Regions from separate parts of the Homo sapiens genome. Here region 1 is linked to region 2. The links are chromatin contacts, found by Hi-C or POLR2A ChIA-PET in ENCODE. All regions are on one chromosome and are shown on one strand. Each heading gives the region's core, a stretch centred on a gene start or an enhancer-like site at or near the end of the contact. The rest is flanking DNA. Distances are from core to core; before and after follow the strand shown. Region 1 overlaps NTN4 (netrin 4). Region 2 has its middle 54 kb from the start of USP44.

Evidence for each region. A loop is a pair of places that touch in the nucleus more often than their neighbours do. ChIA-PET counts read pairs that join two places held with the same protein, here RNA polymerase II (POLR2A). Pooled maps may share reads with other maps.
Region 1: a loop to region 2 is called in a map of endothelial cell of umbilical vein, with 5 times the contacts of the local background. The contact joins two enhancer-like sites. A Hi-C loop is called at or near these places in 1 of 168 maps with a recorded cell type or tissue (endothelial cell of umbilical vein) and 1 of 50 pooled maps. POLR2A ChIA-PET finds 5 or more read pairs at or near these places in 2 of 52 experiments (Panc1 and activated T-cell).

The regions. Positions count from the first base shown.
Region 1 is chr12:95,662,315-95,666,455 of GRCh38, reverse strand. It overlaps NTN4 (netrin 4), which reads left to right. Exons shown (of 10, transcript NM_021229.4): 9 at 476-646. It also overlaps the pseudogene PGAM1P5. Among named protein-coding and RNA genes, the nearest start is that of USP44, 110 kb to the right of the region's middle. Within about 2 kb of position 2,660, at least 2 of the 41 ENCODE cell types and tissues checked have a DNase peak (open chromatin) inside an H3K27ac peak, as active enhancers do; they include endothelial cell of umbilical vein, where a contact is called at or near this core.
Region 2 is chr12:95,603,337-95,607,249 of GRCh38, reverse strand. No RefSeq gene overlaps it. Among named protein-coding and RNA genes, the nearest start is that of USP44, 54 kb to the right of the region's middle. Within about 2 kb of position 1,274, at least 4 of the 41 ENCODE cell types and tissues checked have a DNase peak (open chromatin) inside an H3K27ac peak, as active enhancers do; they include endothelial cell of umbilical vein, where a contact is called at or near this core.

The DNA of each region.
Region 1 (4,141 bases), core at 1,411-3,910, 58 kb before region 2:
ATGATTTTTTTAATTCAGTATTTTTATTTTATTTTATTTCAATAGTTTTGGGGGAACAGGTGGTTTTTGGTTACATGGATGAGTTCTTTAGTGGTGATTTCTGAGATTTTAGTACACCCATCATCCAAGCAGTGTACACTGTACCCAATATATAGTCTTTTATCCCTTATCCCCTCTCTTCCCCCTGAGTCCCCAAAGTATATTATATCATTCTTAGGTCTTTGCATCCTCATAGCTTAGCTCCCACTTACAAATGAGAATATAATGAGGTTTGCTTTTCCATTCCTGAGTTACTTTCCTTAGAATAATGGCTTCTAACTCCATCCAAGTTAATGCCTAATGATTTTTAAAGCAAATTTTCACATCCTCATCATCAATTCACCTTTCCATTATATTCTGAAATGCATACTTGAGTGTTATTCAAACTTCAAATGATAATATGAAATTCTATGCATTTTGACTTCTGTGTTAACAGTGCTAAAAATAAAGATTTTATCAGCTCATGATAAAGGTACTCATGTTGAGGTCAATGTGAAGATTAAAAAGGTCTTAAAATCTACCAAACTGAAGATTTTCCGAGGAAAGCGAACATTATATCCAGAATCATGGACGGACAGAGGATGCACTTGTCCAATCCTCAATCCTGGTGAGTATTAGACTTTCCTATCTTAGTACCTACCTTGTCTCTGCTGATTTGCTGCTTGTCTTACATCCTCTGAAGCACAACATAAACAAACTCAGCAAGAACATCTCTCCCTTTCACCATCTGACTCCTGCGGAAAATCCAAATGGAATTCTTTGAACTAACATCGAAAAATTATTTCTCTTCCATGTGCTCTATAAAAGTTTAATATTTTAAAATCCAGAAATATAATACTCTCTATCCTAAAAGAGGAGGCTCAGATTGGTTCCAGGTGCCAGTTGCATAGAAAGCACTTTCATGAATTTATCTGCCACTTACTCTTTATCTGAAAGCTAGGTCCTATTACAGTAGAACCTGTTCCCAAAGGAAGTTCAAATGCAAAATTCCATCTGTGGAAATAATATTGAATTCATTTCGACTATTGCTTGAAAAGCATCTGTTTCTCTTGGAGAGAAAACAGTTCTCAAGTTCTCATCATCTTGTTTTTCATGAAATGATATTTCTGGTTTCAAATTAGAAACAGCAGAAATAAACAAAACAAAAACTGTAGGATTTTAGAGCAACTTGAAATGGAGAGAAATTTGATTTGCACCTTTAAATGTTATAGCAGAAGTGAAGACAAATAAATAAGCACAGGGGTTCTTGCCCCAAGCGCATGGTTATCCTGGGTTATAAGCTGCTTATTTCTCTGTCTCCCTCATCAAATTTGAGGATGGGATTTAGGCTTTTGATCATAGTATCTTCAATACCTACCATTAGTACCCAGATAATGGTAACATAATACTTAGCAGGTTCTAATAAAACAAATCATAATTCAAAAAATCCTCTGCATCTCCCTGCTTGTGTGATTGTCATCTGTGTCTTAGCGGCACTGATGAAACAGGTGCATTATTTATGTTCTTCCCCATATAAACTCATTGTTTATATGAGTTTATTCCTTCCCCATATAAACTCATTGTTACATTAATAAGAAGTCTTTTGTGCCCAACCTGGCCAACACAGTGAAACCCCATCTCTACTAAAAATACAAAAATTAGCCCAGTATGGTGGTATGTGCCTGTAGTCCCAGCTACCCAGGAGGCTGAGGCAGGAGAATCACTTGAACCCAGGAGGCAGAGGTTGCAGTGAGCTGAGATCGCACCACTGTACTCCAGCCTGGGTGACAGAGCAAGACTCCATCTCAAAAAAACAAAGTCTTTTGCGGTCTTTGATTGATTAATAAATTTGAGAGAAGCAGATAACTGAGAGAGAAAGAGAAAGAGAGCATAAACTAACAATAAAATATCCCCTCAGTCTAAACAAACTCAACATTGATACAGAACTTTTGATTTTGGCCAAGTGTTGACCAATCTCTCACATCCTTTTCTACCCTTTCAATAATATATTTAAATTAATTTAGATTTTAATAAGGAAACTGTGAAAAATAATGTTTTAAATTATATAAATAAATAAATAGACTGGGCATGGTGGTTCACGCCTGTAATCTCAGTACTTTAGGAGGCCAAGGTGGGAGGATAGCTTGAGCCCAGGAGTTCAAGACCAGTTTGGACAACATAGTGAGACCCAGTATCCACAAAAAATTTTTTAAATAATTAGCTGGGTGTGGTGGCAAATTCCTGTAGTCCCAACTACTTGGAAGGCTGAGGTAGGAGGATCACTTGAGCCGGGGAGGTCAAAACTGCAGTGAGCCATGATTGAGCCACTGCACTCCAGCCTGGGCAAACAGAGCAAGACCCTATCTCAAAAGAAATTAAAAATACATAAATAAAATTCCAAAGAACAAATTGAAGTAATAAGAATCCTGAGCTTTGAATACAGGACACTAAAAATAATTCATGTAAGTTCTATTTCCCAGTGATTTGTGCTTAGAGGCATCTCTTATAAGAGCTTTCCTACTGTCTTGGCAAAAGAAAAAAAAAGTCTGCCCAGTTTAGTGAGACATTAAAAACAAAAGCTTTGACCATGTGAGCCACCCTCCAGGAAGTGAACTATACTTCCTAATCAGGTTTCTGCCAAGCCAAGTCAAAGAATCAACTGAGTTCATCACAATTGAAAACATAAGCGCAATTATTTAAAGAATTCTTGAAAACATGTTTACTTGCTTTGAAGAAAAGACTGGAACTTGCCAAAGCAAAACCAGACACTCTTTCATTTTACTTTGTTTTTCCATTTTTACAAGTTCAACAGCCAAGGCCAAAGAAAGCTGATAAGAAAACTGAAACCTTACACGCCAACCTGCTTCCTTGGCTACTTTGGAAAAGAAACAATCCTATTGGGTATCCCTGCATATTCATTCATTCTTAATTCATGCATACATTTACTCATTCATCAGTCATATATTTTAGAACACCAAAACTAGCACTAAAGTATTGTATCTTCTTTTTCTATGGATACAAAATAAACTTCGTGTTCTCAGACGTGTAGCAAAGTAGATGTCAAAACCCTAGAGATAGGAAAATAAAATATAAATGCTAATAAGAGGTATAAAAGAACATTGTTTTGCATATTTGTTTTTGGTGTGATGCTGCTTCATAATTTATGGTTTTATTCAGTATTGTTTTTATCAATTTAACTTATATTTATACTTTAATGGTAAATTCCTGTTTATTCTATTTGTAGTTTCAAAGTAAATTCATGTAAAAATACTAGACTTAACCCTGAGATTGATTTCTTTCTTTTTTTTTCTTTTTTTAAAGACAGGGTTCTCTGCTCTGTTGCCCAGGCTAGAGTGGTGGTACTATCACTGCTCACTGCAGCCTCGACCTCCCAGGCTCAAGCAATCCTCCCGCCTCAGCCTCTTGAGTAGCTAGGACTATAGACATGCCACCAAACCCAGCTAATTTTTGTTTGTTTGTGTTTTTGTAGACAGGGTCTTGCTATGGTCTCAAACTGGTCTCAAACTCCTGGCCTCAAGCAGTCCTCCCACCTCGGCCTCCCAAAGCACTGGGATTACAGGCGAGAGCCACTGCATCCAGCCCTAACCTTGAAGTTTCTTAAAAATTGATTATTGTATTTTTAAATGAGGAGTTTATTATTTTAGACATTATACAAACAATTTAAGGCTATTATATTTTTAACTAGTCTGTTAATTAAATATTGAGATTCTTTTTCATGCAGAAGTTAAGGTTGCCTTTTATAATTTAAATGCCTTTTCATTCATTTTACATTGTACTCTCCAGTGTTTGAAACCTCTCTGTGTCATTATTTTCCTTTTTCTCTTTTTCTGAAAACACCATAATAGCTTTTTTGAAGTTTAGGATGAGTTTCTTTTAATAATCTTTTAGCAGGGTGCAGTGGTTCACACCTGTAATCCCAGCACTTTGGGAGGTTGAGGTGGGTGGATTGCTTGAGCCTAGGAGTTCGAGGGCAGCCTGGGCAACATGGTGAAACCCCATCTCTAACAGAAAATACAAAAATTAGCCAGGTTTAGTGGCATGAGCCTGTTGTCCCAGCTACTCAGAAGGCAGAGGTGGGAGGATTACCTGAGCCTAGGGAGGT
Region 2 (3,913 bases), core at 25-2,524:
AATATGAAAAGAATTTCACTATTCTTCTTAATTTTATGTTGATGATAAATTTAAAAGGTGGTTAGGGAAGTTGACAATAGCACATGCAATGCCTTGAATGATGGGCAAAGTGTGAATACGTTATGCAATATATGGAAATTTTCTTTACAAGTATACTGCCTTTAGGATATTTATGTTTAACCAGAATTGCAGGTTGGAACCTGCAACTAACTTGCATTTAGTGAAATTCAAGTTATTTATTATATCCTTACTAGTGAAAAACTGGCTCTGAGGTCATTTAACATCTCCTAAATGTCAAGAGGTCATTCAACTTCTTTACAATGACTTCAGGTTAACAACAAAAGCAAAGAAACGTTATCTTTGGTTGCTGCTTCCAACTGGCATCTTCAGAATCAAGGGATATAGTGCCACATCAGTACCATGTCAGACTTGCTACAGGATTTTGAAAAGATGAGTTTCCCAATCATCACTCTTTTTTCTAGAACTAGATTAGTGACTAAAATAAAGTAATAACACTCCCAGGGAACTGTGATCATCCATATTTAGATACTTCTCACCAGAAGATACAGTTGCATTACGATATTGGTTTGAACACCTTAACAGAATCCAAAATAACAGTGACTTACATAAGAGTTAAAAACTTATTTCTCAGGCTGGGCACAGTGGCTCATGCCTGTAATCCCAGCACTTGAGGAGGCTGAGAAAGGAAGACTGCTTGAGCCCAGGAGTTCAAGACCAGCCTGGGCAACATGGTGATACACTGTCTCTACAAAAAATTTTTAAAATAAAAAATCAGCCAGGCATGGTGGCATATGCCTGTAGTCCCACCTACTTGGGAAGCTGAGGTGGGAGGATCACCTGAGCCAAGGGAGGTTGAGGCTACGGTGGGCTATGATCCTGCCACTGCACTCCAGCCTGGACAACAGTGTGAGATCCTGTCAAAAACAAAAAACAAAACAAACAAAAAAAAACAAAAACAAAACGCCTTATTTTTCCTTCACATAGACATCTGAGTTAGTAGGTGATCTGGAATGTAGGGCAGTTCTCTTTCCAGGGCATCCAGAGAACCAGAGTTCATGAATGTTATTGTTCCACCAGAGCAGAGATACAGAGATAAACAAACTATAGTTAGCAGGCACCGGTTTTGGCAAATAAAATTTTACTGGAATACGGCCACATCCATTGTAGAAGTCTTGTCAATGGCTGCTTTGGAGCTACAAGGTCAGAATTGAGTCACTGGGACAGAGACCCTATGACTTTCATGGCAAAATATTTCCTATCTGGCTCTAAGAAAATGTTTACTTGGCTGGGCATGGTGGCTCACACCATAATCCCAGAACTTTAGGAGACCGAGGTGGGTGGATTGCTTGAGGAGTTCCAGATCAGCCTGGGTAACATGGCAAAACCCCACCTCTACAAAAATTAAAAAATTAGCTGGGGCCAGGCGCAGTGGCTCACACCTGTAATCCCAGCACTTGGGAGGCTGAGGCCAGATCACTTGAGGCCAGGAGTTCAAGATCAGCCTGGCCAACATGGTGAGCCCCCTCTCTACTAAAAATACAAAAATTAGGCGGGCATGGTGGCACATGCCTGTAGTCCCAGTTAGTTGGGAGGCTGAGACATGAGAATCCCTTGAACCCAGGAGGCAGAGGTTGCACTGAGCCACGATCACACCACTGCACTCCAGCCTAGGCAACACAGCAAGACTGTCTCAAATTAAAAAAAAAAAAAAGAGAGAGAGAGAGAGATTGAGAGAACGGATATCAGAGGCCAATTAGCAGGTTCTATAGACCACCTTTCTGGCCACCCAAGAATCAATGCATACCCTTCTGAGACATAAGAACACATTCATCTCCTTCCCAAGGAAACCAATCCAAAGTCCTACCCAGTTACCTCGCAGAGTCCAAGACCTCTCCATCGAGTTTGGATGTGGTTCCTTTTGGAGAAGTGACTCATCTACTAAACATCCACTCTCCACTTCTGTGACAAAGACAGGATAACCACAAGTAAAACTCCAGGTCAGACAAGGGAAGAATGGGAAACATACAGCTGTCACTCATCCTCAGCAACTGTAAAATCCTAATGAGCAGAAGCTGCAAAGATTCCCTGTCCTGGCAGAGAGTAAGTTCCTTGGTTGACCCACATGATCACCCCCAATTCTGTTGTCTGGGAGGATCTTTTGTGTCCATTATTCTCTATAGCAGCATCTGGGTCAGTATTGGAAACTACATCCTTCTTATTTTATTTATTTTTTAGAGACAGAGTCTTGTTCTGTCACCCAGGCTGGAGTGCAGTGGTGCCATCTCGGCTCACTGTAACATGTGCCTCCCGGGTTCAAGAGATTCTCCTGTCTCAGCCTCCTGAGTAGCTGGGATTACAGGTGCCTGCCACCATGCCCAGTTAATTTTTTCATTTTTAGTAGAGACGGGGTTTCACCATGTTGGTCAGGCTGGTCTCAAACTCCTGACCTCGTGATCTGCCCGCCTTGGCCTCCCAAAGTGCTGGGATTACAGGCGTGAGCCACTGCGCCTGGCAGACTTCCTCATTTTTAAAGTCAGTTTGAGTTGCACATTCCATTAACTGCATCGACATCAAGCTTTTATTAAGTAACTACTGCTGGGCACAGTGGCTCACGCCTGTAATCCCAGCCCTTTGGGAAGCTGAGGCAAGCAGATTACTCGAGCTCAGGCATTTGAGACTAGCCTGGGCAATATGACAAAACACTGTCTCTATAAAAAATATAAAAACTAGCCAGGTGTGGTGGCACAAGCCCGTGGTCCCAGCTATTCGGGAGGCTGAAGTGGGAGGATTTCTTGAGCCAAGGAGGTCGAGGCTACAGTGAGCCAAGATCACACCACTGCACTTCAGCCTGGGCAACAGAATAAGATCCTATCTCAAAAAAATAAAAACATAACTACTGTGTCAGGGACAATATTAGGCACAGAGAATATAAAAATGAAGAAGACAGCCAATTGGCTCAACATAGAGTTTTTATTCCAAAGGAAGACATGAATACCTAAAGAAATAATTATGATATATGCTATAATCAAGACAGGTGTAATGTGAGCCTAATAGAAGAAGCATTCCTTCTGCCTTTCTGGGACATTGAATCTGTTTCCCATCATAGATTCCTCAAGGGCAGAGAATCAAATCATTTTCTTCTTCTCATTCTCAATATTTGGCATAATTCCTTACACACAGCTGCTCAATAATAATATAGTATACTTATCAAAAGGATCAATTTTACTAAGTTCTCTAATGTGCTTGTTGATTTTTAGAGGATAAAGTTGAGTCCAAATGCAACGCATAATTTCATCAATATTTCCACCTAGTTTGCCAGAAGTCTCCAGCCCTATCTAGTATGTATGTGTGTATTTGGTGTACCTCCAAAATATGTTTAACATAACTTAAAATATAAAATACAGATAAAATTTAAACTGAAAATCACTTATCAAAGTGAAAAGACAAAATCAAAGTGAAAAGACAAAATTAAAGTAAAAAGGAGGAAAGGGAAGAAGTAGGAAGAAGGAGACATTCCGAAACATCTTAGAAAATCTTAAAGCGGATGATGCCAGTGGGCTTTGTAAAGATAAAAATGCTTAATTACAAAGCTTGGAGTGAGAGACAAACTAAAAATGAAACTACTGATTGTCTGTGCTTAAAGCGTCCTTTTCACTTCTCCCAACACACCCAACAGAAAATAGCTTAAGCTCAGTGGATTCATCCATCATATCGTCAGTAGATCTTAAAATCAACAGGCATTCCTAAAGAGATACATGGGCCACAGTTCCTTCATTTCAGTTATTTCCTTGGGTCCTGTATTCCTAATATTTTGGGACAGAGTGAAGCAACAACTCTATTCCCTGAACTAAAACTTCCCAGTAGGTCACAATACATTTTTTTGAAAGATTTG